Regions from separate parts of the Homo sapiens genome. Here region 2 is linked to region 1. A link is an interaction called in ENCODE POLR2A ChIA-PET data of the cell type or tissue named here. Cell type or tissue: A673. All regions are shown on one strand. Links, peaks and the distances in the headings refer to the core of each region. The heading gives the core; the rest is flanking DNA. Region 1 holds the start of SEPHS2 (selenophosphate synthetase 2). Region 2 has its middle 20 kb from the start of MAPK3.

Evidence for each region. ChIA-PET counts read pairs that join two places held together with the same protein. Peaks named below come from ENCODE experiments on the same cell type or tissue, not always from the same donor. Only the 100,000 strongest peaks of a DNase experiment are listed, where the experiment ranks them.
Region 2: POLR2A ChIA-PET joins it to region 1 with 12 read pairs; 2 of 35 experiments call an interaction of 5 or more read pairs at or near these places.

The regions. Positions count from the first base shown.
Region 1 is chr16:30,434,391-30,450,823 of GRCh38, forward strand. It overlaps SEPHS2 (selenophosphate synthetase 2), which reads right to left and starts at 11,484. Exons shown (of 1, transcript NM_012248.4): 1 at 9,241-11,484. The coding sequence starts at 11,337. The coding sequence ends at 9,991. RefSeq lists enhancers at 7,938-8,232, 10,676-11,622, 15,378-15,672 and a silencer at 10,949-11,068. In A673, for the core only: CTCF peaks have their summits at 11,138 (motif pointing left) and 15,551 (motif pointing right); DNase peaks (open chromatin) are centred at 11,131, 11,581 and 15,561; H3K4me3 peaks cover 2,002 bases; H3K27ac peaks cover 1,422 bases.
Region 2 is chr16:30,135,289-30,151,721 of GRCh38, forward strand. No RefSeq gene overlaps it. Among named protein-coding and RNA genes, the nearest start is that of MAPK3, 20 kb to the left of the region's middle. RefSeq lists an enhancer at 76-405. In A673, for the core only: a CTCF peak has its summit at 7,932; no DNase peak of the experiment used is centred there.

The sequences.
Region 1 (16,433 bases), core at 8,173-16,172:
GATCTCAGCTCACTGCAACCTCTGCCACCCGGGTTCAATAAATTCTCCTGCTTCAGCCTCCCTAGTAGCTGGGATTACAGGCATGTGCCACCACGCCCAGCTAATTTTTGTATTTTTAGTAGAGACAGGGTTTTACCATGTTGGTCAGGCTGGCCTCGAGCTCCTGACCTCAGGTGATCTGCCTGCCTTGGCCTCCCAAAGCACTGGGATTACAGGTGTGAGCCACCGCGCCTGGCCTCAGAGGGTTTTAAGCAGGAGAGTGATCATATTTTGGGCAGATCATTTGAACCCAGGAGTTTGAGGCTGCAGGGAGCGATGATTGTGCCACTGCACTCCAGCCTGGGCAACAGAGCGAGACTCTGTCTCCAAAAAAAAAAAAAAAGAACTGGAGGAGGCAAGAGTAGAAGCAGGGGGATGAGTTACTGCTGTTGTCCAGGCAAGAGATGATGGTGACTTGAGCCAGGTGATGGTGGGTGAAGATGGAGCAAAGTGGATGTCTTGGGAACGTATTTTGAAGGTAGATCTGGAGGTTTTTGTTGGTTTTGAATGGGGGATGGGAGAAAGGGTAGAATGGCTTACAGATTTTGAGGGTTTGGCAACCCGGTGGGTGGATGGTGACTGATTTGGGGATGGAAAAGATGAGGGACAGGACTGAACACGTGTGGCCTCAGGCGTGTGGTTTAGGGCAAGGCAAGTTGAAGAGGCATGGTGAGTTGGCAGTGAAGTTTTGAATCTAAGGTTTAGAGGAGAGATCAGGGCTAGACATTCAGATGTGGCAGTCTCAATCATTTAGACAATACTGAAAGTCAAGGAACTGAAGATGAATAACTAACACAAGAATCTAGGCAGAAAAGACCAAGATTTGGAGCCAGGCATGGTGGCTCACTTCTGTAATACTAGCGCTTTGGGAAGCTGAGGTGGGAGGATTGCTTGAGCCCAGGAGTTTGATACTAGCCTGGGCAACATAGTGAGATGTTTTCTATATTATTAATGTTTACTTATTTATTTATTTATATTTTATTATTATTATTATTTTGAGATGGAGTCTTGATGTGTTGCCCAGGCTGGAGTGCAGTGGCACGATCTCGGCTCACTGCAACCTCTGTTCAAATGATACTCCTGCCTCAGCCTCCCGAGTAGCTGGGACTACAGGCATACACCACCACGCTTGGCTAATTTTTTTATTTTTATTAGAGACGGGGTCTCACCATGTTGGCCAGGCGGGAGTACAGTGGTGTAATCACAGCTCGCTGCAGCCTCGAACTCCTGGACTCAAGTGATCCTGCTGCCTCAGCCTCCCAAAGTGCTGGGGTTACAGGCATCAGCCACCGTGCCCCAGTAACTAGCTCTTTATGAGCCTATCTTCCCAAGAGACGGGATCCATGAGTCTTTTCAAATCAAAGGTGTTTTTCCAGTGCAAGCCAATAAAGGTTTAATGGCCGGCTGGATGGATTGGGCCAGGCAAGCAGGCCATGCTTGCAGTACATCCTTCTGCTACTGGGAGAAAAGGTGCTGCTATAATTCAGAATATTTGTTCTTAAATTTTTCAGGGAGAGTCATAACAGGGGCTTTTAGGAATCTCCAGCCTAGCTCATTCAGGCCAGAGAGTCCCCAACACCCTTTGAAGTCTTCTTCGAACCTGCTTTTCCATCCTGTCCCTGTACACACTTGCTGAAGTCCAGAGAGATGTTCCGGACTCTTCCCTCCCCACCTTTGCTTCCTCAGTTTCCTCCATCTGGAATGCCCGCCCCGTTCTGTGCACATCCAAATCCAAATGCCACCCATCCTGCAGAGCCCTGTTTCAAGGCCACCTCGTCTGAAAAGCCTTCCTAAACTTCCTCCTAAAAGGAAATAGGGTCAGGCACAGTGGCTCATGCCTGTAATCCCAGCACTTTGGGAGGCCAAGGCAGGAGGATCACTTGAAAAACCAGGAGTTAGTTTCGTTTCGTTTTTTTTCTTTCTTTCTTTCTTTCTCGTTCTTTCTTTCCTTCCTTCTTTCTTTCTTTCTTTCTTTCTTTCTTTCTTTCTTTCTTCCTTCCTCTCTCTCTTTCTCTCTTTCTTTCTTTCTTTCTTAGGTAGAGTCTTGCTCTGTCACCCAGGCTGCTGTGTAGTGCTGTGATCTTGTCTCACTGCAACCTCAGCCTCCCAGGTTCAAGCCATTCTCCTTCCTCAGCTTCCCAAATAGCTGGGATTACAGGCCTGTGCCACCATGCCTGGCTAATTTTTTTTGTATTTTTAGTAGAGACAGGGTTTCACCATGTTGGTCGGGCTGGTCTTAAACTCCTGACCTCAAATGATCCGCCCACCTCGGCCTCCCATACTGCTGGGATTACAGGCCATGGTGCCCAACCTGAAGCCAGGGACCAGCCTAGGCAACATAGCAAGACCCCATCTATACAAAAACACTTTTAAACTTATCTGGGTGTGGTGGTGTGTGCCTCTAGTCCCAGCTGCTCAGGGGAGGCTAAGGTGGGAGGATCACTTGAGCCTAGGATGTCGAGGCTGCAGTGAGCTATGATTGTGCCACTGCACTTTAGTCTGGGTTACAGTCTCAAATAAAAAAAGTGGTACCAGCTTCAATTGCAGGAGACACCAAGAGCCCCAGAAGAGTGAAAAGAAAGGGTCAGTACCTATGGACCAGGCACTGTTCTAGCTGCTGGAGATACTGAACATCCCTACCTTCCTGGTGCTTACATACTAGCAGAAGGGAACAATTCTTTTTTTTTCTTTTTTTCTTTTTTTTGAGACAAAGTCTTGCCCTCTTGCCCAGGCTGGAGTGCAATGGCATGATCTCGGCTCACTGCAACCTCCACCTCCCAGGTTCAAGCGATTCCCCTGTCTCAGCTTCCCAAGTAGCTGGGATTACAGGTGCCCGCCACCACGCCTGGCTAATTTTTGTATTTTTAGTAGAGACGGGGTTTCACCATGTTGGCCAGGCTGGTCTCGAACTGCTGACATCATGATCCGCCCGCCTCAGCCTCCCAAAGTGCTGGGATTACAGGCATGAGCCACCATGCCTTGCCCAGAAGGAGACAATTCTAAAGCGAACTAACACATTCTCAAGGGAATTATAGGCTAGGATAAGAGCTACAAAGCAAATAAACAGGGTGATGCATTGGAGAGTGGCTGGTTGTTGGCCAGGAGGTGGGAAAGGGCCTTTGTGAAGAGGTTTTATTTGAACTGAGACAGGACTGAGAACAAGCCAGTCAGGTGAGTGTGAGGTGAGGTTCCAGACAGCGGGAACTGCAAGCACAAAGGATCTTGATTTGTTTGAAGTCCCAGGGAAGGCTGATGGGCCAGCAGGTAGTGAGAGAGGTAGAGAGAGTGCCATGAGATGAAGCTGGAGATCTGTAGCAGGGGTGGGAAATTGCTGGAAAAGCTGTTTCTGCACTTTGAACAGGAGAAAAATGGATTGAATTGATTTACCTATTTTTTGTTGTTGATGTTAATAGTATTTACATAACTGGCTATGTAAATATTCAATGTTGGCCAGGCACGGTGACTCACACCTGTAATCCCAGGATTACTTTGGGAGGCCGAGGCAGGTGGATCACTTGAGATCAGGAGTTCCAGACCAGCCTGGCCAACATGGTGAAACCCTGTTTCTACTGAAAATACAAAAAGTAGTCAGGCATGGTGGTGTCTGCCTGTAATCCCAGCTACTCGGGAGGCTGAGGCGGGAGAATCGCTTGAACCTAGGAGGCACAGGTTGCAGTGACCCGCCATCATGCCACTGCACTCCAGCCTGGGCAACACCGTGAGACTCTGTCTCAAAAAAAAAAAGTCAATGTTCAATTATTATTCTCCCTATACCTCATACAAATGTATGACTACATTTCATTTGTTCTATAAGGTTGTTTTGGGCTGGAGTTGGTTAGTTGGTTTATTTTACAGGGTTATTCTTGGCTGTGTTGATTCATTTTTTGTTGTCATTTGTGAATTTTCTTTTTTCTCTCTTTTTTTTTTTTTTTGACATGGAGTCTCGTTCTTGTTGCCCAGGCTGGAGTGCAATGGTGCGATCTCGGCTCACTGTAACATCCACCTCCAGGGTTCAAGTGATTCTCCTGCCTGAGCCTCCCGAGTAGCTGGGATTACAGGTGCCCACCACCACTCCTGGCTAATTTTGTATTTTTAGTAGAGACAAGGTTTCTCCATGTTGGTCAGGCTGGTCTCAAACTCCCGACCGCAGGTGATCCACCCGCCTTAGCCTCTCAAAGTGCTGAGATTACAGGTGTGAGCCACCGCGCCTGGCAGTCGTTTGCTAATTTTCTAAATGATTATCACAAATTCTTTTTTTTTTTTTTCGGTAGAGACAGAGTCTCATTATGTTGCTCAGGCTGCTTTTGAATTCCTGGCCTCAAGCAGTCCTCCTGCCTCAGCCTCCCAAAGTGCTGAGATTACAGGCATGAGCCACCATGCCTGGCCACTAATTGTTTTCACATATTCGATTATCCTGCCAATACAATTTTCACACAATTAAATGTATCAATATTATATCAGTTTCATATTTTTCTTTTCTGGAAGGCCTTTCTGGAAGCCTTCCAGGCTCCCTGTCCAGTGTGGGCTGGTTGCTCTGTAAGCCTACTGTTTAGCTATTACCTTCACCTCTCTCCTGTGCTGGGTTGCATTTCCTTAATCTCATGTTTTTCTCTTTCTCAGTTTGCTTCCTTGTTTTTTGTTTTGTTTTGTTTTGATTTTTTGGTTTTTTTTTTGAGACAGAGTCACGCTTTGTCACCCAGGCTGGAGTGCAGTGGCACGATTTCGGCTCACTGCAACCTCCCCGCCTCCTGGGCTTAAGTGATTCTTCTGCCTCAGCCTCCTAAGTAGCTAGGATTGCAGGCACCCGCCACCAACTACGCCTGGCTAATTTTTGTATTTTTAGTAGAGACGGGGTTTTCTTTTTTTTTTTTTTTTTGAAACAATCTCGCTCTGTCGCCCAGGCTGGAGTACAGTGGCACGATCTCAGCTCATTGCAACCTCTGCCTCCTGGGTTCAAGCAGTTTTCCTGCCTCAGCCTCCCAAGTAGCTGGGATTACAGGCACCCACCACCATGCCTGGCTAATTTTTTACATTTTTAGTAGAGACAAGGTTTCACCATGTTGGCCAGGCTGGTCTTGAACTCCTGACCTCGTGATCTGCCCGCCTCGGCCTCCCAAGGTACTGGGATTAATAGGCATGAGCCACCGCACCTGGCCTGCTTCCTTGTTTTGTTGGAGCATATCCTCTGGTAGTTTCTTGAGAAAAAGTACATGGGATGAAGCCATTTTGATACCCTGTATGCCCCAAGATATCTTTATTTTACTTATTTGAAAAATGTGGCTTGCTGTAGACTTCTACAGAGATTATCATTTACCCTCAGAATTTTGAAGGCATTGCTTTTGTGTGTGTGTTGTTTTTAAATTTTTTTTCTGAGACAGGGTCTCACTCTGTTGCTCAAGCAATCCTTGCACCTCGGCCTCAGGCGCATGCCACCATGCCTGGCTAAACTTAATTTTCTATTTTTTTTGTAGAAATAGGATCTCACTGTATTGCCCAGGCTGGTCACAAACTCCTAGGCTCAAGTGATCCTCCTGCCTCGGCTTTCCAAAGTGCTGGAATTACAGGTGTGAGCCACCGCACCTGGCTGCTTTATTGTTTTTTAGCTTCCAATTTGAGGTTGTGAAGTCTGATGTCATGATGACATACAAAGGTGTGTCATTATTCCCACACCTTTGTATGTGATCATAGTGATCAGAAGCATGGGTTCTGGAGTCAGACCGCCTACAAGACTGACTATGCAAGCTTGGACAAATTTCTTATTCTCCCTATACCTCAGCTTCCTCATTTGCAAATTGGGGTTGTTAGAAGATTGGGTTAATACGTATAAAGCACTTACTTCCTGCACAGAATATGTGCTATATAAACATTTGCTTTCATTATTATTAGGATCTCTTCTTCATAACTGGCATTTTGAAATTTAATAAAATTAGCATGGATCTTTTAAAATGTACTGTGCTAGGAGTTCAAGAGGTATGTGGTTTACAACTTTTAAGTTCTAGAAAACTTGGATAATATTTTTTCTTCCATCTGCTTTACTGCCTTATTCTAGAACTCCGCTTAGATGTTGAACCTCCTGCCTCATTTGATCTTTATAGAATTTATTTTATTGTGCATCTTTTTGGGCTACTTTTTTTTTTTATTTTACTTCACGTTCTGGGATACATGTGCAGAACATGCAGGCCTGTTACACAGGTATACATGTGCTATGGTGGTTTGCTGCACCTATCAACCTGTCATCTAGGTTTTAAGCCCCGCATGCTTTAGCTGTTTGTCCTAATGCTCTCCCTCCCTTTGCCCCCAACCCCCAATGGGCCCTGGTGTGTGATGTTCCCCTCCCTGTGTCCATGTGTTCTCATTTGTTCAACTCCCACTTATGAGTGAGAACATGCAAGTGTTTGGTTTTCTGTTCCTGTGTTAGTTTGCTGAGAATGATGGCTTCCAGCTTCATCCATGTCCCTGCAAAGGACATGAACTCATTCTTTTTTATGGCGACATGGTCTACTTTCTTATTTATTTATTTTTGAGACAGAGTCTCGCTCTGTCACCCAGGCTGGAGTGCAGTGGCATAGTCTTGGCTCACTGCCAGCTCCACCTCCCGGGTTCACGCCGTTCTCCTGCCTCAGCCTCCCAAGTAGCTGGGACTACAGGTGCCTGCCACCACGCCCGGCTAATTTTTTGTATTTTTAGTAGAGACGGGGTTTCGCCGTGTTAGCCAGGATGGTCTTGATCTCCTGACCTCGTGATCCGCCTGCCTTGGCCTCCCAAAGTGCTGGGATTACAGGCGTGAGCCACCGCGCCCGGCTTATTTATTTTTTGAGACAGGATCTCACTGTGTCACCCAGGCTGGACTGCAGTGGTGACTGCAGTGGTGCAATCTTGGCTCACTACAGCCTCCATCTCCCAGGCTCAAGTGATCCTCCCACCCCAGCCTCCAGAGAAGCTGGGACTACAAGTGCACACCACCATGCCTGCTAATTTTTGTATTTTTTGTAGAGACAGGTTTTCGCCACGTTGCTCAGGTTGGTCTTGAACTCATGGGCTCAAGCCCACCTTGGCCTCCCAAAGTGCTGGGATTACAGGTGTGAGTAAGGTGCCTGGCCTTTTGGGGCTACTTTCTGATAAATTTCTGCAACTTTATGTCTCCTATTAGAAATTTTTTTTTTTTTTTTGGAGACAGAATTTTGCCTTGTCATCCAGGCTGGAGTGCAATGGCATGATCTTGGCTCACTGCATCCTCTGCCTCCTGGGTTCAAGTGATTTTCCTGCCTCAGCCTCCTGAGTAGCTGGGATTACAGGTTCATGCCATCAAGCCTGTCTAATTTTTATATTTTTATTAAAGATGGGGGTTTCACCATGTTGGCCAGGCTGGTCTCGAACTCCTGACCTCAGGTGATCCGCCCGCCTTGGCCTCCCAAAATGCTGGGATTACAGATGTGAGCCACTGCACCCAGCCCCCTATTAAAAATTTCAAGTTTTAGCTTTATCTTTATATTCTAAGTGGCTGGTTCTCTTAAGTATTGCTTTGCGGATATTTTTTATCTTTTTTCCTACTCCCTGTATTGTCCCTCTGAGTTTCCTTTTTCTGTTTAAGTTGGAGGCTCTCCTCACATGCTTGGTGATCCTTGACTGCTCATATTTAAGAATGAGGCATTAAAAAGCTTAACATTAGCTGGGCGCGGTGGCTCATGCCTGTAATCCCAGCACTTCAGGAGGCTGAGGCGGGTAAATTGCTTCAGGTTAGGAGTTGGAGACCAGCCTGGCCAACATGGTGAAACCACATTTTCTACTAAAAACACAAAATTCACCGGGCGTGGTGGTGCACACCTGTAATCTCAGCTACTCGGGAGGCTGAGGCAGAAGAATCGCTTGAACCTGGGAGGCGGAGGTTGCAGTGAGCTGAGATCGAACCACTGCACTCCAGCCTGGGCAACAGAGTGAGACTTTGTCCGGAAAAAAAAAAAAAAAAGCTTAACATCATTCAATAAAGGCTTTCACCTAGGAGGCCTTGTGGTAGAGTGATTTTGGGCTTTTATTTATTTTTTTTGAGACAGGGTTTCACTCCCGTCGCCCAGGCTGGACTGCAGTGTTTGCACACTGCAACCTCTGCCTTGCGGGTTCAAGGTTCTCCCACCTCAGCCTCCCGAGTAGCTGGGACTACAGGGGCACGCCATCACACCTGGGTATTTTTGTATTTTTTTTTGTTTTAGTAGAGACGGAGTTTTGCCATATTGGCCAGGCTGAACTCAAACTCCTGAGCTTAAGAGATCTGCCCACCTCGGCCTCCCAAAGTGCTGGGATTATAGGCGTGAGCCACTGGGCCTGGCCTGGCCAGTTTTTTGTTTGTTTGTTTTGAGATGGAGTCTCGCTCTGCTGCCCGGACTGGAGTGCAGTGGTGCAATCTCGGCTCACTGCAAGCTCTGCCTCCCAGGTTCACGCCATTCTCCCACCTCAGCCTTCCCAGTAGCTGGGACTACAGGCGCCCGCCACCACGCCCAGCTAATTTTTTGTATTTTTAGTAGAGATGGGGTTTCATCTTGTTAGCCAGGATGGTCTCAACCTCCTGACCTCATGATCTGCCCGCCTCGGCCTCCCAAAGTGCTGGGATTACAGGCGTGAGCCACCGTGCTGGCCTGGCCAGTATTTTGAATATCTAATTGAGGAAGGGGGCTGGGCAGTCTCATTTTAAATTTTTATTTTTTCAGTTAGGCTCCCTATCCTCTGCTGTGTGTGGTGCTCCCAACTCTACCTGCGTAGGTGAGAGGCAGTCACCTGGCTGTGTGAAATAAGAGTGTGGAGAACGCTAAAGATCGAATTACCGTGTATAAACTCTCAAACAGTATGTTTTATCCCCAGGTCTTACCCCATCTTCCAAGCACATCTTCTTGCTTCTTGTCTTCCCCTACTATGAAGGATTCCTTTAAGTCAGTTACCCCTCTTCCACCTCCTTTCCATCTTTCAAGAATTGTTGACACCTTTCTTTTGCTATTTCCTGCCCACTCTCTAACCCTTGGGGCGTATGCCTGCTTCGAGTCCTTTTCTGTCATTTCAGGGGGAAGGTGCAACCCTAAATCTGGGTGTTAAATTACCCAATTCACCAGCATCAGGGAAAACACTCTCTCTCTGCTATACCAGACTCAGTGTATAAGCTGGTTCGTTTTATAAGACTGTATTGAATTTCAAACCACCAAACATTAGCCAGAATAGTTTTTCAACAAGGTTTCTTTTATTTATTTAGCAAGAAATTACTCTTTATTGATCAAATCACCAGGAATCTGCCGCAAAAGACTTAACATCTTAATGACCACTGAGGCCTGGGCTCTGAGGCTTGCTCTGCCTCTCCCAGTCCTTAATGGGGTTTAGAGGGAGAGACGTCATTAACAGAGACCAAGTCAGATGGTTGCAGGTCCTCCTTTCCCAGTCATCAGACAAGTTGCTCAATTCTTGTCCAGAGCAGGAAAGAGCCAGTACTTCAGTAAAATTGAATAAAGAATTTGATGTTGCATTATAAGATCTCTCTTAACAATTTAGATTTATCAACAATATTGGTCCAAAACTCATTTGCTTCTAATTTTTTTCATTTTGCAATTTACTTTGTGTGTGTGTTACTTTAATAATCTCACTCCCTGTGCAGAAATTAATCAACCCCGTGCAAAGAAAAATCCCTCAACCTGGAATAGCTTCATCTTACTTTGGCAAGAGAAAACAGAGGTATTTTTGCTCCTCTTCTACCCAAGTGATGAACAAATATCCCCCCAAAGTTCAAAATGTTACTCTGGCCTCGGAATGCATATAAAGACTGCTTTAGATGGGCTGATTCCAATCACCTAGAAAGGGCAGCCGGAACCACTATGCAGGCAGCCTTCTTTGGAAATTTCTTACAATCAACTCTTGAGAACCATCCGTGATTGTGGACAATGGCTCTAAGGTCCAAACAACTTCTGTTCTTTCATCTCACGAGCTAGGCTCAGAGGAGGCATTTGAACTGTCAGGAGCAAGAACAGCAGCTGTGGCCCCACGAGGCAGGACTTCAATAACTCGCGGCTTGTCAATGATCCGGGCCGTTCGGTTTCCCTTTTCCACAATGCCAACGATCCACGCTTGGTGACCCTCTCCGTACTTGGAGGATTTGATTTCAGAACAAAAGCGAGCCGCCTGTTCTCTTGGCAGACAAATCAGTAATCCCCCAGAGGTTTCAGCTGAGGTTCCTTGAAGAAGCCCAAACCGTCCACTGGCCTTGCTGACGGCAGCCATCTTGGCAATTATTGGCAGATTATGAATAACAAAGGACACTTCATTTCTTTGTTGTTTTGCAAGGTTCTGGGAGTGTCCTAGAATGCCAAAGCCTGTGATATCTGTGGCCGCATGGGCATTAAATGTGTGCATTAAACCTGCAGCAGTTCTGTTGAGGGTAGCCATATTGAACATGGCTTCCTGATAGGCCAGCTCCACCTCTTCTCTGGAGACCACCATCTTTACTTTATTCCATCTTTCAGGATTATCCAGCCATTGGTGGGCATTGACAGCAACCTGGGTTCCTAACGGTTTGGTTAACACCAGCACGTCCCCAACGACGGCGCTGTCCGGCATTATGAACTCATTTGGTTGGCATACTACAGTGGCAACTCCACCGATTATAATCCAAGGGTTGACCACCGTTTGCCCACCGGTCACTGCCGTCCCTCCTTCCTCAGCCGCATCCCGAAAGCCTTTGACCATGAGTGGCGTTACCTTTTCGCGTTCCTCCTCACTCATACTCTGGCTGACGCTGAGTAACATCAACATGTTGTCACACTCAGTAATCCCCATGGCGTAGAGGTCACTCAGCACGTTGGCACAAGCTATGCGCCCCATCATGTAGGGATCTTCTACCAAGGGGTAAAAGAAGTCCGTGGTCTGCACCAGTGACAGGCCCCCGTGCCTCAGGGGGATGACGCAGGAGTCCATCCCGATGCCCAGGGCTGGAAAGGTGGGGCTGGGGCCCGCTCCTGCCGGCAGGCCGGCTTCCTGGGACGCCTCTTCCTGGCCACCCACCAGGCCCCGGCCCAGCGGGGGCCGCACGTCCGGCCGCGTCAGTCCCGCCAGGAGTTTGAGCAGCGCCTCCTGCGGGACCTTGCAGCCTCAGCCCTTCATGCCGGAGAAGCCCGTCAGCCGCCAGCTCGGGCTGAGGCCCAACGCCTGGGGCTCGAAGGGCCGGTAGTTCGAGAAGCTCCGGCCCAGAGTCAAGCCCGCCGGGCCCGAGGAGCCTTCCGCCGCTGCCATCGCCTCTCCGCAGGCGCCCGTCGCCGAGGCTTCCGCCATGGCGCCTGCCCGGCAGGGAAGCGAGAGGAGAAGAGGGCCCTTTTATTTTCCACTCAGATTAATATGAAGCAAAAGTCAAATATTACCTGCAGGGATTCTCCCTAGCGCTACTCAAGCCGTCAGACCCACGGCATGCACAATCTTCCTGATAGAGGAGCCGCCGGACTCCCTTATTTATAGCCCTGGCGATTGACAGCCGCAACATCCAATGACGACTCCGCCACCGAGAGGCGGGCTTCCTAGACTCTAAAAGGTGCAACAACCTCCGGCTTGCAAAACCGCTTGCAACGGGATTGCAGAACGTCACGTGCTTTCCTTCGCTCTCTTAGTAATTTAAATGGTTTCTTGGCAGTGGCTGACGGAACTCTGCTCCCTTCCAGTCACTTTTCCAAGTCCAGCAAATTGTAGACGAGGGAAGATTGGTCACTCGGCAAACCTCATGATCGGCAGGATTGTCCCAAAGGTCACTTGACAGCGCACATGATCGATCCAGGATGGCAAAATAGCCCAAGGGAAAAAACAGAAAGCATGAGAAATTAGAAATTAAACTACTACCATTAAGTTAGCAAACTGCAGGCAGCATCAATATAATGAAATGTTAACAGGAACTTCAAGAACTCTAGGACTCAGGAGGTCGAGGCTGCAGTGAGCTGCGTCCGCGCCACTGCACTCTAGTCTGGGCGACAGAGCAAGAACCTGTCTCTAAAACAAACAACAATAACAAACAAACAAACACCCCCCCCACACACACAGACACACACAAAAAGAGAGATTTAGGACTGGAAGTCCAGACACCTGCATGGATTCTAATGGTGTTTCCCACCAGCTTTGTGTGGAGTCACTCTCCGCGTCGGTTGACTCATCCATCTGTGGAACAGAGTGGGTTACATAGGACTGGTCTATTCTAAAATTCCTATATCTCTGTAAATAAATATATATATATATCTTATATAGCCATGAAGGGCAGTTTGCCAATATCTATTAAAAACTCCACCTCCCAGGTTCAAGTGATTCTCCTGCTTCAGCCTCCTGAATAGCTGGGATTACAGGTGTGCGCCACCACACCCGGCTTATTTTTGCGTTTTTAGTACAGACGGGATTTCACCACGTTGGCCAGGCTGGTCTCAAACTCCTGACCTCAAGTGATCTGCTGGCCTCGGCCTCCCAAAGTGCTGGGATTACAGGCATAAGCCACCACACCCAGCCAATAAAAACTTTTTTAAAAGACAAGAAAATGAATAGAAGACTCAGCATAGGGGCTATGTCTAGGGAGGGCTACATAGGGAGCTTCTGGGCTATGTTTAATTCTGTTCATTGGGCTGGTGGTGGGTACGTGGTACATGGTTGTTCTTTAAACTGTACATAGATATTTTCGGGGCCGGGCACAGTGGCTCACACCTGTAATCCCAGTACTTTGGGAGGCCGAGGCGGGTGGATCACGAGGTTGGGAGATCGAGGCCAGCTTGATCTATATGGTGAAACCCCGTTTCTACTAAAAATACAAAAATTAGCCGGGCATGGTGGTGAGCGCCTATAATCCCAGCTACTCGGGAGGCTGAGGCAGGAGAATTGCTTGAACTTGGGAGGCAGAGGTTGCAGTGAGCCAAGACTGCACCACTGCACTCCAGCCTGGGTGAAAGAGCGAGACTCTGTCTCAAAAAAAAAAAAAAAAAAAACTGCACATAGATATTTTCCCACACTATTTTTGTAGGTATGCTATATTTCAGAATTTAAAAAACATGCAAAAAGAAAGCATGATGGAGTGGGAAAATACAGTGAAAGCAAAAGACCTTGTATGATGTCTGCATTGCTGTCAGTGAGCTGGCTGACCTTGAGGAAGTGATCTAGCCTCTCTGCACCTTAGTCTTCTCTTCTGTTAAACCAGGGTCACAATCTCTGCTTAGGATCTAGTGGAAGGGCCATAGGAAACCTCAGCTGAAAAGTGTTTTGCAAAATGTTAAGCCTATTGTACAGGGAAAGGATCCTCATATCTCTAAGGGAAAGAGGAAAACATTGTATTATGTCTGTAATCACCTCACCTGAGTTAAAAAGTGACTAGGTCAGGTGGTGCTGGTTATACATTCTCTTAGTTCTTTGGACTTCTCCCTCTCTGCACTTAGTACAATTTGCAATTCTTTTTTTTGTTTGTTTGTTTTTTGAAATGGAGTCTCGCACTGTCACCCGGGCTGGAATGCAGTGGTGCGATCTCGGCTCACTGCAACCTCCACCTCCCGGGTTCAAGCAGTTCTCCTTCCTCAGCCTCCCAAGTAGCTGGGATTACAGGCACCCGCCACCACAACCAACGAATGTTTTGTATTTTTAGTGAGACAGGGTTTCACCATGTTGGCCAGAATGGTCTTGATCTCTTGACCTCATGATCCGCCCCCTTCGGCCTCCCAAAGTTCTGGGATTACAGGCATGAGCCACCGCGCCTGGCCCTGTAATTCTTTAATCATGTGATAATGCCATGCCTATCTGTCTGGCCCCCTCGTTTGTAAGCTCTGCAGAGCAGGGGCTGCTCTGTTGTTTCTGTTTGTTTGTTTTGTTTTGTTTTGAGACAGAGTTTTGCTTTTGTCACCCAGGCTGGAGTGCAGTGGCTTGACCTCAGCTCACTGCAACCTCTGCCTCCCAGGTTCAAGCGATTCTCCTGCCTCAGCCTCCCGAGTAGCTGGGATTATAGGCACCTGCCACCATGCCTGCCTAATTTTTGTATTTTTAGTAGAGATGGGGTTTCACCATGTTGGCCAGGCTGGTCTCGAACTCCTGACCTCAGGTGATCCTCCTGCCTCAGCCTCCCAAAGTGCTGGGATTACAGGCATGAGCCACTGCACCTGGCTGAGGGGCCTCCTTGATAATACTCATAACCTCTACTCCATGCCCTTCTAGGAAGCAGAGGTCTTTGGGGGAAGGTTTTCATCCATACAGTTCCCTGTTGCTTCTACTTGGAGCAATATTCACTTGGGCCAGTGCAAAGAAAGTCACGAATTTGCCTTGGCCAGTGACCAACCTGCTGTGCTCAGAATGACACATGCATGTGCCTCTGTGCAGGTGACCCATAGGGGCCTCTCAAGGGTGACCCTGAGGGCTGCAGCCTCAGCACCTGGAAGCATTCCTTTTGTTCTTTTCTTATTTCTCACTGAGAGATCCATTGAGCTATGTTTTACTATTTGTGGCCGAGCGCAGTGGCTCACGCCTGTAATACCAGTACTTTGGGAGGCCAATGTGAGCGGATCACCTGAGGTCAAGAGTTCGAGACCAGCCTAGCCAATATGGCGAAACCCTGTCTCTACTAAAAATACAAAAATTAGCCGGGCATGGTGGTGCATGCCTGTAATTTCAGCTACTCAAGAGGCTGAGGCAGGAGGATAACTTGAACCCAGGAGGCGAAGGTTGCAGTGAGCAGAGATCGCACCAATGCACTCCAGTCTGGGTGCCAGAGTGAGACTCCATCTCAAAAAAAAAAAAAGAACAAGAAGACCTCGCTTGAGCCTGGGAGTTCAAGTTCAAGGTGACAGTAAGCTATGGATTGCGCCACTGCACTCCAGGTTGGGAAAAGAATAACAGGATTGGAGTCCTAGCCCCTGGTTTGCTTTTCACATACAACAACAGCATTTGGGTCAGGTATGTGGCCCAATTGTGATAATCATTTGGGGTTATAACACTACACTTGAAGGATCAGTACATCTAAAAAATTCTTATTTTTTACTGTGGTAAAATATACATACCTTTAGTACACTATTCCCATTTCCCCCTTTTTTTTTTTGAGACAGGGTCTTGCTGTGTCACCCCAGCTGGAGTGCAGTGGTTTAATCATAGCTCACTGCAGCCTTGACCTCCTGGGCTCAAGCAATCCTCCCACCCCAGCCTCCCAAGTAGCTGGGACTACAGGTGCACACCACCACTCCTGCTAAATTTTTGTAGAGATAGGGTCTTGATATGTTTCCCAGGCTGATCTCCAACTCCTGGGCTCAAATGATCCACTCACCTGAGCCTCCCAAAATGCTGGGATTACAGGTGTGAACTACAACACCCGGCCCCATTTTTTTTCTTATTGTAAAATCATTCTGTTGTCATTGTAGAAAAATCACAAAATACAGCTTCGTAAAAAGGAGGAATGTTAAAACGACTTGAAATCCCATTTCCCAAAGAGAAATCCTTGGGATACCTTAATGGATGGTGTTTTAAACATTTTCCACCTACACGCATCACCCTCCAGGGGGCGCCCTGTCACCCTCCGCCCTGTGGGGAACCCTGCCCTGTGTGCTGTGTATGTATGTTTTTTTTTAAATTAGCAAAAATGGGATAATCTCATTTATTTATTTATTTTATTATTTTTTGGTGAGACGGAGTCCCACTCTGTCGCCCAGGTTGGAGTGCAGTGGCACAATTTTGACTCACTGCAACCTCCGCGCCCCAAGTTCAAGCGATTCTCCTGTCTCAGCCTCCTGAGTAGCTGGGATTACAGGTGCCTGCCACCATGCCCAGCTAATTTTTTGTATTTTTAGTAGAGATGGGGTTTCACCATGTTGGCCAGGCTGGTCTCGAACTCCTGACCTCAGGTGATCCGCCCACCTTGGCCTCCGAAAGTGCTGGGGTTACAGATGTGAGCCACCGCGGCCAGCATCATTTTTTCTAGTAAGAAATAAAATAATGGTTAAAAATTACCTGAGATACCTGGTTATAGATGCTCAACACTCCCTGGGTTCATTCACAAATACTTACTGAAGACCTCCTCTGTGCCAGCCACTGTGCTAGACCCGGGGATACAGCAGTGAACACAACAGACAAAATTGTCTCACAGCAGTGAGCCAAGATCATGCTACTGCACTCCAGCCTGGGCAACAAGAGCAAAATTCCGTCTCAAAAAAAAAAAAAAATTCAAGAGGTTTGGAACCTCTGAAGTGTCCTTCCCACAGTCTGAGCCTGCACTACCTTGGCTCAGCATCTGAATGAGTGCCCCCATTGCCGGTCCCTGACCTCGCCCTGACCCTGACCCAGGCCCGGCATGGCCTCAGTTCCCAAGCCCCACTTCCCCTGGACTTGCCTGTGGGACTTAAGAGTAGCAGGCTCTGCCTCAGAAGACTTGAGAGATGACA
Region 2 (16,433 bases), core at 4,489-12,488, 300 kb before region 1:
TGTGGGCTGTTATTTTTTAAGGTTGCAACAGAGCTGGAGGCTGTGGGCTGGGACTAGGGCAATTTTTTTTTACTTTATTTATGTTACCTTTCTTTTTTGAGACAGGGTCTTGCTCTGTCGCCCAGGCTGGAGTGCAGTGGCACGATCTCTTCTCACTGCAGTCTCCACCTCCTGGGTTCAAGTGGTTCTTCTGCCTCAGCCTCACAAGTAGCTGGGATTACAGGTGCACACCACCACGCCTGGCTAACTTTTGTATTTTTTGGTAGAGATGGGGTTTCACCATGTTGGCCAGGCTGGTTTCAAACTCCTGACCTCAAGTGATCCACCTGCCTCGGCCTCCCAAAGTGCTGGGATTACAGGCGCTCAAGCCACCTTGCCCAGCCACTTTTTAAAATTTCTTGAAAGCCACAACAAGATTTGCCTATCCCCGGTACTTTCCCCATTTTTAAAAATTTCTCAAAGGTGGTCTTCAGTGGTTCCAAAACTTTATCTTAGAAACTTTCAGCATTTTGAGGGGTGGACTGCATCCAAATCTGGGGTCTTGAACATTTCAGTTGAGTTAGTGTCCTATTATCATTCTCCACTTCTTTGGGGCTTCAATTTCCACTGAAGTGTGGACCTAAAAGCATTTTAATCTTGAGTGTCATTCTCTTTACAGAAAACACAGGCTGGGCACTGTGGCTCACGCCTGTAATCCTAGTACTTTGGGAGGCTGAGGCAGGCGGATCACGAAGTCAAGAGATTGAGACCATCCTGGACAACATGGTGAAACCCTGCCTCTACTAAAAATACAAAAATTAGCTGGGCGTAGTGGCACACGCCTGTAGTCCCAACTACTCGGGAGGCTGAAACAGGAGAATTGCTTGAAACCAGGAGGCAGAGAGGTTGCAGTGAGCCGAGATCATGCCACTGCACTCCAGCCTGGCGACAGAGCAAAAATCCATCTCAAAAAAAAAAAAAAAAAAAAAGAGAGAGAGAGAGAAAACACAAACCAGGCTTGACACAGTGGCTCATTCCTGTAATCCCAGGACTTTAGGAGGCTGAGACGGGTGAATCCTTGAGCCCAGGAGTTTTTTCTTTTCTTTTTCTTTCTTTTTTTTTTTTTTTTTTTTTTTTTTTTTTTTTTTTTTTGAGACGGAGTCTCACTCTGTCGCCCAGGCTGGAGTGCAGTGGTGTGATCTCGGCTCACTGCAACCTCCGCCTCCTGGGTTCAAGCAATTCTCCTGCCTCAGCCTCCCGAGTAGCTGGGACTACAAGCGCATGCCACCACGCCCAGCTAATTTTTTTGTATTTTTAGTAGAGACGAGGTTTCACCATGTTAGCCAGGATGGTCTTGATCTCCTGACCTCATGATCCGCTCGCCTCGGCCTCCCAAAGTGCTGGGATTACAGGTGTGAGCCACCACACCCAGCCAAGTTTTTTTCTTTTCTTTTCTTTCTTTCTTTTTTTTTTTTTTTTCCTAAGACGGAGTCTCATTCTGTCGCCCAGGCTGGAGTGTAATGGTGGGAACTCAACTCACTGAGGCCTCTGTCTGCTAAATTCAAGCAATTCTCGTGCTTCAGCCTCCCGAGTAGCTGGGATTATAGGTGCGTGCCACCACGCCCGGCTAATTTTTGTATGTAGAGACGGGGTTTCACCCTGTTGGCTAGGCTGGTTGAACTCCTGACCTCAAGTGATCTGCTCACTTCGGCTTCCCAAAGTGCTGGGATTACAGGCGTGAGCCACTGTGCCAGGCCGAGCCAAGAGTTCAAAACTAGCCTGGGCAACATAGGAAGACTCCAGCTCTATAAATAAATAAATAAGCTGAGCATGGCAGTGCATGCCTGTAGTCCCAGCTACTTGGGAGGCTGAAGTGGGAGGATCCCTGGAGCCTGGAAGGTGGAGGCTGCAGTGAGCTATGATTGCACCACTGCGCTCCAGCCTGGGGAACAGAGTGAGAGAGCCTGTCTCAAAAAAAAAAAAGAAAAAAGAAAGAAAAAAGAAAAAAGAGAAACTAAATGAAAGTGGAGAGCTTCTGCTTCCTCTTGGTCATCTGTTCGTATTACAACATCTACCCTAAGCAATGGGCCTATTTCTTCCTTTTTCTTGATCCAGATATAGCTATCAAAGCCCTTTTTGTTGTCTATAGCATGTTTTGTAATCTCAGCTCATTCCGAGTTACAGCCATCCCGACACTGTTCTCATAGGTTTATGCTCAGCTTTTGTGTTTATCCCTGGGTTACGCGGCTCTTCTTACATCTTCTTTTATTACAGAACTTCCTGTGCAGCCGCTTTGGCTCCTATAAATGCTATTCCGATTGCCTCTTCATCAGGACCCAAAAGGGATGAAGGAGTGGCTGGTTTTTTGGGGAGGCGGGAGGAGGTTGGATATTCTTGAAATGATAAATAAAATGATACATATTAGTTCAGTATTGGAACACAGATAAATATTTAGCACATGCAATGAGATAATTGTTCATTAATTTAGCATCCTATGATTAATTTAGCATCCTAATAGTCATAGGCATTGTCTTGTTCACCTCAAGTACATTAATACACAATTACATACTGCTTTTTCCCTTAGCTTTCATTTATTTACGACTGTGTGGTAAACGATCCTAAAATTTAGTGGCATGAAACAACCACCTTTTAAAATTTTTTTTCAAATGCTCGTTGATTCTGTGGGTGGAGTTTGGGAAGGGCAAAGTGGGAAAAGCTATACTCTGCTCTGTGATGTCTGAGCCTCAGCCTCAGATGGGGTGACCCGAACAGCCAACAGTAACTCTAATGGATGGGGAGGGAACAGCCGGGGCTGGGGATCTGCTTCGCAGATGGCTGCTTTAGTCACATGCCTGTTGCCTGCGCTGCAGTGGCAGGAGGGTAGGCTCAGGCCCAAAGGGGACTGAAAACCACGCAGCCTGTGTGTAAGGGGGCAACCCGTATGCGAAAGCACAGTTGGACTTTTTTTTTTTTTTTTTTTTTGAGACAAGAGTCTCACTCTGTCACCCTGGCTGGAGTGCAGTGGTGTGATCTCAACTCACTGCAACCTCTGCCTCCTGGGTTCAAGTGATTCTCCTGCCTCAGCCTCCGAGTAGCTGCCATTACAGGCTCCCACCACCACACCTGGCTAATTTTTGTATTTTTAGTAGAGATGGGGTTTCACCATGTTGGCCATGATGGTCTCGAACTCCTGCCCTCAGAGGATCCACCTGCCAAAGTGCTGGGATTATAGGTGTGAGCCACCATGCCAGGCCTTTTCTTTTCTTTTTTTCTGAGGCAGGGTCTCAGTCTGTCACCCAGGCTGGAGGGCAGTGGTGCAATCTCAGCTCACTGCAGTCTCTACCTCCTGGGCTCCAGCAATCCTCCCATCTCAGCCTCTCAACTACAGGTGTGCGCCACTATGCCTGTCTAACTTTTTTTTTTTTTTTTTTTTTTTGAGAAAGAATTTCGCTCTCCTTGCCCAGGCTAGAGTGCAATGGCGTGATCTCGGCTTACTGCAACCTCTGCCTCCCAGGTTCAAGTGTTTCTCCTGCTTCAGCTTCTGAGTAGCTGGGATTACAGGCATGCACCACCATGCCTGGCTAATTTTGTATTTTTAGTAGAGACGGGGTTTCTCCATATTGGCCAGGATGGTCTCAAACTCCTGACCTCAGGTGATCCGCCCGCCTCGGCCTTCTGGCTAATTTTTTTACAGATTTTTTGTGGAGACTCAGTACATTGCCCAGGCCGGTCTGGAACTTGTGGGCTCAAGTCATCCTCCCACTTATGCCTCCCAAAGTTCTGGGATTACAGGTGTCAGCCACTGCACCTGGCCGGCCGGCCTTCCTTCCTTCCTTCCTTCTTTCCTTCCTTTCCTTTCTTTTTTTGTTGAGACGGAGTCTCGCTCTGTCACCCAGGCTGGAGTGCAGTGGTGCAATCTCAGCTCACTGCAACCTCTGCCTCCTAGGTTCAAGCAATTTTCCTGCCTCAGCCTCCCAAGTAGCTGGGATTACAGGCGTGCGCCACTGCGCCAGCTGATTTTTGTATTTTCAGTAGAGACAGGGTTTCACCATGTTGGCCAGGCTGGTCTCGAACTCCTGACCTCAAGTGATCTGCCCACCTCAGCCTCCAAAGTGCTGGGATTACAGGCATGAATCACGGCACCTGGCCTCCTGGCTTTTCTTTTTCTTTGAGACAAGGTCTCACTCTGTCTCCCAGGCTGGAGTGCAGTGGTGTGATCATTGCTCACTGCAGCCTTGAACTCCTGGGCTGAAGCAATCCTCCCATTTCAGCCCCTCAAGTGGCTAGGAGTACAGGTGCATGCCACCATATCCAGCTAATTTTTTCAATTTTTTGTAAAGATGGAGTCTTATCATGTTGCCCAGGCTTGTCTTGAACTCCTGGGCTCAAGTGATCCTCCCGCCTCGGCCTCCCAAAGTGCTGGGATTATAGGCATGAGCCGCTGAAGCTGGGCTCTATAGGCGTATTATGAAAAACCAGGGCTCCTTCATGACCCATTTCCTGTTCCCCAGAGGCAAGAACGTTCCACCGCTTTGGCTGGGCCATTGGTATTGACTTCCATGTCTCTAAACAGCATGTTCATATTGTACTTGCTGATTTCTCGGTTTTAGGCACTACCTGTTATCATTTTGAAGGTTGAGGCTTTACAATTCTTCCACCTCTCCCCGACAGCCCACATCTCTATTCCTACATATGCACGTGTGCACTTCCTGTTTTCATTCTTCCATGTCACTGTGCCTCGGTTCTGGGTACACAGATATTCAGAGTCTATATCCTATAGCTATGTAAACACTGTTCACAGCTGAACCATGCCCTTTCCACAAACACTTCTTCCCTGCACTGTTTGTTCCTTCTTTCCCCTCCACCACACTGAGTTCATTATGTCACATTTTAGCTGCTGTGTTTTTTTGCTATGTAACACTAGTTCAATCCTGAATGCTACCTTGAGATGTCAATCCTTTATCACATTCAAACATATTCCATTTTCTATTGGTTTTATTTCATATTATTTTGTTTTGTTTTATTTTGAGATAGGGTCTTGCTCTGTACCGGAGGCTGGAGTGCAGTGGTGCAATCACAGCTCACTGCAGCTTCAGCTTCCTGGGCTCCAAGCAGTCCTCCCACCTCAGCCCCCAGAATAGCTGGGACTACACATGCGTGCCACTACACCCGACTAATTTTTAAATTTTTTGTAGAGACAGGGTCTTGCAATGTTGCCCAGGCTGGTCTTGAATTCCTGAGCTCAAGTGATCTTCCTGCCTCAGCCTCCCAATGTGCTGGGATTACTGGCATCAGCCACCTCGCCCAGCTGCACCATGTATGCATTTCTAAACAGGCTTAGTTCCTGCCTGTTTTGGGCTTTATAAGAACGCACTCATGGCCAGACACAGTGGCTCACGCCTGTAATCCCAGCACTTTCAGAGGCCAAGGTGGATGGATCATGAGGTCAGAAGTTCGAGACCAGCCTGGCCAACATAGTGAAACCCTGTCTCTACTAAAAATACAAAAATTAGCCGGGCATGGTCTTGCACGCCTGTAGTCCCAGCTACTCTGGAGGCTGAGGCAGGAGAATCACTTGAACCCGGGAGGCAGAGGTTGTGGTGAGCCGAGATTGTGCCACTGCACTCCAGCCTGGGCAACAGAGCTAGACTCTGTCTCAAAAAAAAGAATGCACTCATTGTAGGCTGGGTGTGGTAGCTCACGCCTGCACGCCTGTAATCCCACACTTTGGGAGGCTGAGGCGGGTGGATCACCTGAGGTCAGGAGTTAGAGACTAGCCTGGCCAACATAGTGAAACCCCATCTCTACTAAAAATACAAAAATTGGCCAGGCGCACATCTGTAATCCCAGCACTTTGGGAGGCCAAGGCAGGCGGATCATCTGAGGTCAGGAGTTTGAGACCAGCCTGACCAACATGGAGAAACCCCGTCTCTACTAAAAGTACAAAAAATTAGCCGGGCGTGATGGCACAAGGCTGTAATCCCAGCTACTCGGGAGGCTGAGGCAGGAGAATTGCTTAAACCCAGAAGGTGGAGGTTGCGGTGAGCCGAGATTGCACCACTGCACTCCAGCTTGGGTGACAGAGCAAGACTCCGTCTCAAAAAAAAATAAATAAATAAAAAGTTAATTGTGATTGTGGTAGAATACACACAACATAAATGTACCTTTTTTTTTTTTTTTTTTTTTGAGACAGAGTCTCGCTTTCTTGGCCAGGCTGGAGTGCAGTGGCACGATCTCCACTCACTGCAGCCTCCATCTCCCAGGCTCAAGCAATTCTCCTGCCTCAGCCTCCCGAGTAGCTGGGATTACAGGTGTGTGCCACCACGTCCGGCTAATTTTTGTATTTGTAGTAGAGACAGGGTTTCACCATGCTGGCCTGGCTGGTCTGGAACTCCTGACCTCAGGTGATCCACCCACTTTGGCCTTCCAAAGTGCTGGGATTACAGATGTGCGCCTGGCCAATTTTTGTATTTTTAGTAGAGATGGGGTTTCACCATGTTGGCCAGGCTAGTCTCCAACTCCTGACCTCAGGTGATCCACCCGCCTCGGCCTCCCAAAGTACCATCTGAGCCATTTTTTAGTGTTCAGTTCAGTGGTGTTGAGTACATTCACACTGTGGTGCAACCAATCTCCAGAACTCTTCATCTTGCAAAACTGAAACTCTGAACCCACTAAACAACAACTCCCCTCTCTCCCCTCCCCTCAGCCCCTGGCAACCATCACTCTACTTTCTATCTCTATGACTCTGACTCCAGGTACCTCACATAAGTGGAATCATGCAGTATATGTCTTTTGGGGACAGGGTTATTTCACATAGTATAATGTCCTCAAAGTTCAGCCATGTTGTAGCATGTATCAAAATTTCCTATTTTAAAAAAAATTCTGAATAATATTCCACTGTATGTAGGTAGCACAGTTTGTTTATCCATTCACCCTTTCAGCCTCTGTCTTTATTATTATTATTATTATTTTGAGACAGTCTTGCTCTGTTGCCCAGACTGGAATGCAATGGCGAGATCTCAGCTCACTGCAACCTCCGCCTCCCGGGTTCCAGTGATTCTCCTGCCTTTGCCTCCTGAGTAGCTGGGATTACAGGTGCCCGCCACCATATGCCTGGCTAATTTTTGTATATTTAGTAGAGACGGGGTTTCACCATGTTGACCAGGCTGGTCTCGAACTCCTGACCTCATGACCCGCCCGCCTCGGCCTCCCAAAGTGCTGGGATTACAGGTGTGAGCCACCGCTCCCGAACCTGTCTTCTATATTGGATGCCTTCCTCAAACGTGGTGAATCTTGGGGGTCTGTGCATACTAAAGCTGGAGCTATTAAAAGCCTTTTAAAAGTTCCCCAGGCTGAGGGCACAGTGGCTCATGCCTGCAATCCCAGCACTTTGGGAGGCCAAGACAGGTGGATCTCTTGAGTCCAGGAGTTCAAGACCAGCCTGGGTAACATAACAAGACCTCATCGCTACAAAAAATAAAAAAATAAAGCTGACCATGGTGGCTCACGCCTGTAATCTCAGCACTTTGGGAGGCCAAGGCGGGCGGGTCATGAGGTCAGGAGTTCGAGATCTGTCTGGTCAACATGGTGAAACCCCATCTCCATTAAAAATACAAAAATTAGCCAGGCGTGGTGGTGGATGCCTGTAATCCCAACTACTCAGGAGGCTGAGGCAAGAGAATCACTTGAACAGGGAGGCAGAGGTTGCAGTGAGCTGAGATCGTGCCTCTGCACTTCAGCCGGGGCGACAGAGTAAGTCTCCATCTCAAAAAAAAATAAGAAAAAAAATAAATCAGGCACGGTGGTGCACACTTGTAGTCCCAGATACCAGGAAGGCTGAGGTGGGAGGACGATCGAGCCCACGAGTTTGAGGTTGCAGTGAGCTGTAATTGTGCTACTGCACTGCAGCCTGGGTGACAGAGTGAGACCCAATCTCAAAAACAAACAAACAAACAAAAAAAAAACCTCTCTCCACTGTGTGGCACTGTGTGCTAGGGGGTGACCTTGCTGGTGGCTTCCCAGGGAGCTCCTGATGTCAGTGTCTTCAGGACTTTCCTCTTGGCTTGATCACAGTCCCTTCAGAAGATTCTTCCAATTCCTGCCTGAAGGTGCCAATTTCTATGTCTTTTGTGGCTTCTGCAAAGAAAACCTAGCAATTTCTCATTTTTTCCAATGCCAGCTCGATTCCACTTCCTTGGTTCTAGTAAATTGGTTACCATGAGTCCCTCTATTAGTACCTGGCTTAAACATTTTTGTTCGTATTGTCTTCTTTCCTATTCTTACTCTTCCTGTGGGTGTGTGGCATTAGAAAGATTCTCTTACTGCCATTTTATTATGTTTGGGGCAAGAACAGAAGTAAATACATGTGTTTAGTCTACTATCTTTAACCTGATGCCTTTTAACTTTTTTTTTTTTTTGAGGTGGAGTTTTACTCTTGTCACCTAGGCTGGAGTGCAATGGTGTGATCTTGGCTCACTGCAACCTCTGCCTCCTGGGTTCAAGCGATTCTCCTGCCTCAGCCTCCCGAGTAGCTGGGGTTACAGGCGCCTGCCACCATGCCTGGCTAATTTTTTTTTTTTTTTTAGTAGAGACAGGGTTTCACCATGTTGGCCAGGCTGGTCTTGAACTCCTGGCCTCAGGTGATTTGCCCGCCTCGGCCTCCCAAGGTGCTGGGATTATAAGCGTGAGCCACTGTGCCTGGCCCCTTCTAACTTTTTAAAAGTAAACCTTGTCTTGGTTAGGCATGGTGGCTCATGTCTGTAATCACAAAATTTTGGGAGGCTAAGGCAGGAGGATTGCTTGAGGCCAGGAGTTAGAGACCAGCCTGGGCAACAGAGTGAGACTGTCTCTACATAAAATTTAAAAAAATAGCCAGGTGTGGTGGTACATGCCTATAGTCCCAGTGCTTTGGGAGGCCAAGGCAGGAGGATCACTTGAACCTAGGAATTCAAGGCCACAGTGAGCTGTGATTGCACCACTGCATTCCAGCCTGGGTAACAGAGCAAGACCCTGTCTTGAAGGAAAAAAAAAGAGTTGTCATATTCTTACCACATCATTATCCACATTATCCACAAAGCAAAGATATGGAATCAACCTAAGTATCTATCAATGGAGGAGTGGATAAATCAACTATGGTATGTATACAGAATGGAATACTATTTGACTATAAAACAGAATTAGGCTGGGCATGATGGCCCACACCTGTAATCCTAGCACATTGGGAGGCGAACACAGGTGGATTGCTTCAGCCCAGGAGTTCGAGACCAGCATGGCCAACATGGAGAAACCCCACCTCTACTGGAAAAAAAAAAAAATTAGCCAGGCGTGGTGGCAGGTGCCTATAATCCCTGCTACTTCAGAGACTGAGGCAAGAGAATTGCTTGAACCTGGGAAGCAGAGGTTGCACTGAGCCAAGATCACTGCACTCCAGCCTGGGCCACAGAGCAACACTCAGTCTCAAAAAAAAAAAAAAAAGTTTTAATATCTGATAGCAGAGTAGGGTGATTATAGTTGGCTGCAATGAATTGTATATTTCAAAGTAACTAGAAGAGAACTTGAATTACTCCCAACCCATAGGAATGAGAAATACTCAAGGTGATGAGTACCCCAGATACCCTGGCTTGATCATTACACATTCTATGCATGTAACAAATACTCTCATGGACCCCATAAGCATGGTGTATATATATATGACATATATGATATATCATATGCAACACATATTATATCATATATGATATAATATATGTGATATATCATATATGATATATAATATATGTGATATATCATATATCATATATAATATATGCGATATATCATATATCATATATAATATATGTGATATATATCACATATAATATATGTGATATATTATGTATCACATATAATATATGTGATATATTATGTATCATATATAATATATGTGATATATTATGTATCATATATAATATATGTGGTATATTATGTATCATATATAATATATGTGGTATATGTGATATATATTATATATGATATGTGTGATATATTATATAATATATGTGATATATTATATATGTGAGATATATATAATATATATATTTCTTTTTTAGACAGCATCTTGTTCTGTTGCCCAGGCTGGAGTGCAATTGCACAATCTTGGCTCACTGCAACCTCCGCCTCCTGGTTTCAAGCAATTCTCCTGCCTTAGCCTCCCGAGTAGCTGGGATTACAGGCGACCGCCACCACACCCAGCTAATTTTAGTATTTTTAATAGAGATGGGGTTTCACCATATTGGTCAGGCTGGTTTTGAATTCCTGATGTTAGGTGATCCACCTGCTTTGGCCTCTCAAAGTGCTGGGATTACAGGTGTGAGCCACTGCGCCTGGCCTGGAATACATTATGTATCAATAAAAAAAAACAGGAGTTGTGTGGAGAACAATTGGAGCAGCAGATGGCAAAGAAGACCTTGAGGGCTGGGATAAGAAGACTGGATTTTCTGCTAGAAGGAATGAGAGCATTTTATCATGTTAGTCAGCTTCAGAGCCTTGCAGTAAAAACATTTGCACATTTGAATGTTGATGAAGACATTTACAAATATAGACAGGATGTGATAATTTGTACTTTTCCCTCATCCCCGGTTGGTGTGAGTGATGTCATTGATTGCACCAGTTAACAGGTGAAAAAATAGAAGTTTGGGATGTCAGGATTGTACCTGATGCTTGAGCATCATAGGTGGATGTGAAGGAAAAGGAAAACATGATCAAGGGCTGAGCAATCTGGGCCACAGGAATATCAAACTCATTTACCAATGTGTGCAGCCACCCTTAGGCTGCATGACAGATTGAGGACAGAGCTTATCTGGGCACTCATTAATTGAAAGGAGGAGATCAGTGAGAAGAAGTAGAGAAAACAAACTACTTGTCAGTTCAAACTTAATCACTTTGTTTTTTGAGACAGAGTCTCGCACTTTCGCCCAGGCTGGAGTGCAGTGGCATGATCTCGGCTCACTGCAAGCTCCGCCTCCCGGGTTCATGCCATTCTCCTGCCTCAGCCTCCTGAATAGCTGGGACTACAGGCACCCGCCACCACGCCCGGCTAATTTTTTGTATTTTTAGTAGAGACGGGGTTTCGCCGTGTTAACCAGGATGGTCTCGATCTCCTGACCCCGTGATCCCCCGACCTCGGCCTCCCAAAGTGCTAGGATTACAGGTGTGAGCCCCCGCGCCCGGTCTTTTTTTTTTTTTTTTTTTTGAGACAAAGTCTTGCTCTGTTGTCCAGGCTGGAGTGCAGTGGCATGATGTCAGCTCACTGCAACCTCTGCCTGTGGGGTTCAAGAGATTCTCCTGCCTCAGCCTCCCAAGTACCTGGGATTATAGGCACCCGCCACCACACCCGACTAATTTTTGTATTTTTAGTAGAGACAGGGTTTCACATGTTGGCCAGGCTGGTCTCCAACTCCTGACCTCAGGTGATCCACCTGCCTTGGCCTCCCAAAGTGCTGGGATTACAGGTGTGAGCCACCACGTCCAGCTTTTTTTTTTTTTTTTTGAGATGTAGTCTTGCTCTGTCACCCAGGCTGGAGTGCAGTGGCTCAATCTATGTTCACTGCAACCTCCGCCTCCTAGGTTCAAGTGATTCTCCTGCCTCAAACTCCTGAGTGGCTGGGATTACAGGTGCGTGACACCACGCCCAGCTAATTTTTGTATTTTTAGTAGAGAGAGGGTTTTACCATGTTGGCCAGGCTGGTCTCAAATTCCTGGCCTCAGGTGATCTGCCCGGCTCAGGCTCCCAAAGGGCTGCGAATCCAGGCGTGAGCCACCGTGCCCGGCCCGGTTTATATTTTAGAAGGGTAATACAGTAAGTTGACAGTAAGAGAGCCCTTATCTCTTTTCTTTTCCTTTTTTGTTCTCCTTTCATATTCCATCATTGAAAGGTAGGAACATACAGCATAACTTAAAATTAGGAACAGAGTTCACATATAACTTTTTTTTTTTTTTTTTTTGAGATGGAGTCTTGCTCTGTCACCAGGCTGGAGTGCAGTGGCGCAATCTTGGCTCACTGCAACCTCTGCCTCCCAGGTTCAAGCAATTCTTCTGCCTCAGCCTCTTGAGTAGCTGGGACTACAGGCACGTGCCACCACACCCAGCTAATTTTTTTTGTATTTTTAGTAGAGACGCGGTTTCATCATGTTGGTGAGGCTGGACTCGATCTCCTGATCTTGGGATCCACCCGCCTTGGCTTCCCAAAATGCTGGGATTACAGGCATGAACCACCACACCCAGCCACCTTTTTTTTTTTTTTCTTTTTCTTTTTGAAGACAGAATCTTGCTCTGTTGCCCAAGCTGGAGTGCAGTGGCGCAATCTCAGCTCAATGTAGCCCCCACCTCCTGGGTTCAAGTGAGTCTCCTGCCTCAGGCTCCCGAGCAGCTGGGATTACAGGCATCCGCCATCACACCTGGCTAATTTTTGTATTTTTAGTACAGACGAGGTTTCACCATGTTGGTCAGGCTGGTCTCGAACTCCTGACCTCAAGTGATCCGCCCGCCTCAGCCTCTCAAAGTGCTAGGATTACTGGTGTGAGCCACTGCGCCTGGCCCATATAACCTTTTTAAAAAATAACAGCTTTATTGGAATATAAAACATACACCATTAAGTTTACCCTTTCAAAGTGTACAGTTTGGTGGGTTTGGTTTTTAGTTGATTCACAAAGTTCATCTGTCACCACTATGTAATTCCAAAATATTTTCACCCCAGGAAGAAACTCTATACTAATTGGCAGCCACTCCCTGTCCCCTCCCTACTCCCCAAGTCCCTGGCAACCACTAATCTAATTATTGTCTCCATGGATTTGCCTATTCTGGACAGACCACATGTAAAGTTTTTGCTTAATCTGATTAATTGATAGGTTCCACTTTTACAGATAAATAGCTTTTCATGTCAGCAAAAATGAAAGATTTAAAATGTAGTACTAGGCTGGTCACAGTGGCTCACGCCTGTAATCCTAACACTTTGGGAGGCCAAGCTAGGTGGATCACTTGAGCTCAGGCATTCAACACCAGCTTGAGCAACATGGCAAAACCCGGTCTCTACAACAAATACAAAAAATTAGCCGGGTGTGGTGGTGCATGCCTGTGCTCTCAGCTCCCAGCTACTTGGGAAGCTGAGGTGGGAGGATCACTTGACCCTGGGAGGCAGAGATTGCAGTGAGCCAAGATCACACTACTGCATTCCAGCCTGGGCAACAGAGTGAGACCCCATCTCAAAAAAAAAAAAAATATATATATATATATATGTAGTACCTGACCTCCCCCAAAGTTATTTGAGGTTCAAATGATTTATTTCAGCCTCCACTTAACTAGAGCTGACCTCTTATTAGACACCTTGGGGACATTACTATGAGCCTTAAAGAAATAAAAAGTATTATAAAGGAATACAATAAATAGTTGTATGCCAATTAATTAAACAACTTAGAAAAATGGACAAAGTCCTAGAAAAACAAGAAAAACCTACCAAATTTCAGGAAGAAATGGAAATTCTGAATAGACATATAACAAGTAAATAGATTGAAGTAGTAATAAAAAACTTCCCACAGGTTGGCGTGGTGGCTCATGCCTGTAATCCCAGCACTTTGGGAGGCCGAGGTGGGCAGACCACGAGGTCAAGAGATCAAGACTATCCTGGCTAACACCGTAAAACCCCGTCTCTACTAAAAAAAAATTAGCCAGGCATTGTGGTGGGTGCCTGTAGTCCCAGCTACATGGGAAGCTGAGGCAGGAGAATGGTGTGAACCCAGGAGGTGGAGCTTGCAGTGAGATGAGATCGTGCCACTGCACTCCAGCCTGGGCAACAGAGCGAGACTCCCTCTCGAGAGAAAAAACAAAAACAAAAACAAAAACTTCCACAAAGGCTCATGCCCACAGGGCTTCACTGCTGTATTTAACTAAACATTTAGAGAAAAATTAATACCAGTTTTTCATAAACTCTTTCAAAAAATAGAAGAAGAGGCAACATTTCCCAACTCTTTTTATGAGGCCAGTATTACCCTGATGCCAAAGCCAGACATAAGAAAGGAAACTACAGATCAGTATTTCTTATTAATATAGAGGCAAAAATCTTCAAATACCAGCAGACAGAATCCAGCACCACATCAAAAGGACAGTACACCATGATCAAGTGCGAATGATCCCAGGAATGCAAGGCTGGTTCAATATCTGAAAATACATTAACTTAATACACCATAATTTTAGAATAAATGGAAAAAAGCAATTAATCATCTCAATAAATGCAGAAAAAAACTTTGACAAAATTCAACATTCTTTCGTAAGAAAAAAACCATGCAACAAACTACAAGTAAAAGACAACTTCCTCTACCTGATAAAGAGCATCTGTGAAAAACCCACAGCTGACATCATACTTAATGGTGAAAGTTCCTGACAGATCAAAATAAGACAAGGAAGTCCGCTCTTACCACTTTTATTCTGTATTGTACTGGAGATTCTAGCCAGGAAAATTAAGCAAGAAAGTGAAATAAAAGGCATCTAGATTGGAAAGAAAGAAGTGAAACTATCTATAGATTACATGATCTTGTATATAGAAAATATACAAGATCCAAGGCCGGGCGTGGTGGCTTATGCCTGTAATGCCAGCATTTGGGAGGCCAAAGTGGGCAGATCATTTGAGATCAGCAGTTTGAGACCAGCCTGGCAAACATGGTGAAACTCCGTCTCTACTAAAAATACAAAAAATTAGCTGGGCATGGTGGTGCACACCTGTAATCCCAGCTACTCAGAGTCTGAGGCAGGAGAATCCCTTGAAGCTGGTAGGCAGAGTTTGCAGTGAGCTGAGATCGTGCCACTGCACTCCAGCCTGGGTGACAGAGTCAGACTCTGTCTCAAACAAAACAAAACAAAAACAAAAAAAGAAAATATATAAGATCCTGTAAATCCTAAGGAACCCACTAAAAAATCAGAACTTTAATCGCCAGGGAAATGCAAATCAAAACCTCTGAAGAAAAAACACAAACTGTTTTTTTTCTTGGCTCTCACACCACAGTAACAATCACTACAGAAGTCTTCTGTGACCGGGCTGGGTGCGGTGGCTCACATCTGTAATCCCAGCACTTTGGGAGGCCAAGGTGGGTGGATCACGAGGTCAGGAGTTCAAGAACAGCCTGACCAACGTGGTGAAAACCTATCTCTACTAAAAACACAAAAAGAATAGCCAGGTGTGGTGGCAGGCACCTGTAATCCCAGCTACTGGGGAGGCTGAGGCAGGAGAAATGCTTGAACCAGGGAAGCAGAGGTTGCAGTGAGCAGAGATCACACCACTGAACTCCAGCCTGGGCAACAGAGTGAGACTTGGTCTCAAAAAAAAAAGAAAAGAAAAGGAAAAGAAAAAAGAAAAAAAAAAGAAGTCTTCTGTGACCAAATGTTGGGGGGAACTCCTGCCAACACCAAGCAAACAACCAATTCTCCAATGGACAATTCTGAATTGAGTGTCCTCCAATTCAATTCCAACACTATCTACCTGAAGATAGCATCAGATCCCACAAGTTGAGGGTTCAATCCCACAAGACTGCACCCCTACACACACCAGAACTTCTGACCGACTGGCTTCAAATTGGGGTTTCCATGATTCCCTCTTTTTTTTTTTTTTTTTTTTTTTTTTTTGAGACAGAGTCTCCTCTGCCACCCATGCTGGAGTGCAGTGGCAGAGATCTCAGCTCACTGCAAGCTCCGCCTCCCAGGTTCATGCCGTTCTCCTGCCTCAGCCTCCTGAGTAGCTGGGACTACAGGTGCATGCCACAACGCCCAGCTAATTTTTTGTATTTTTAGTAGAGATGGGGTTTCACTGTGTTAGCCAGAGATGGTTTCGATCTCCTGACCTCGTGATCCGTCCGCCTCGGCCTTCCAAAGTGCTGGGGTTACAGGCATGAGCCACCATGTCTGGCACAGCTCTCTCTTTAGTGAGAGTGGGGACTTCTGAGAGGAAAAGACCAGCAGGTGGGGGATGTGCCATATTTTATAGTCAGATTTGAGGATGTGGTGCCTGATTTACATAGGACTCACAGATTGGTTTGATCAAGAGTGATATTACATAGCATGCAGGGAAGGCTGGCTGCCTCACCCTAATCATATTATGCAAATGAACTTTCCCCTTGGCCTTCGCCATCTTGTCTGCTCTTTACTGTACACGTGGCTGACAAAGAGAAGGGAAGATGGAGCCACCATCTTGAACATGATTGGCACAACTGCCAACATCTATGTCTGCAGCTCGATTTTACAGGCTACTCTTCGTTAGAAAGGAAAATAATTTGGGGCTGCTTTTCATTAAAAGGAGAACCTTACCAAAGACTTCTGTACCCTTACTATCTGCCTAAGTAATTTCTTCTTAACTCCTGTATGACCTCCACATGGTCAGCTATCCGGAAGCTCCCTAAGCCCTGTCCTTTTGGCCTTTTATGGAGACTTAATTG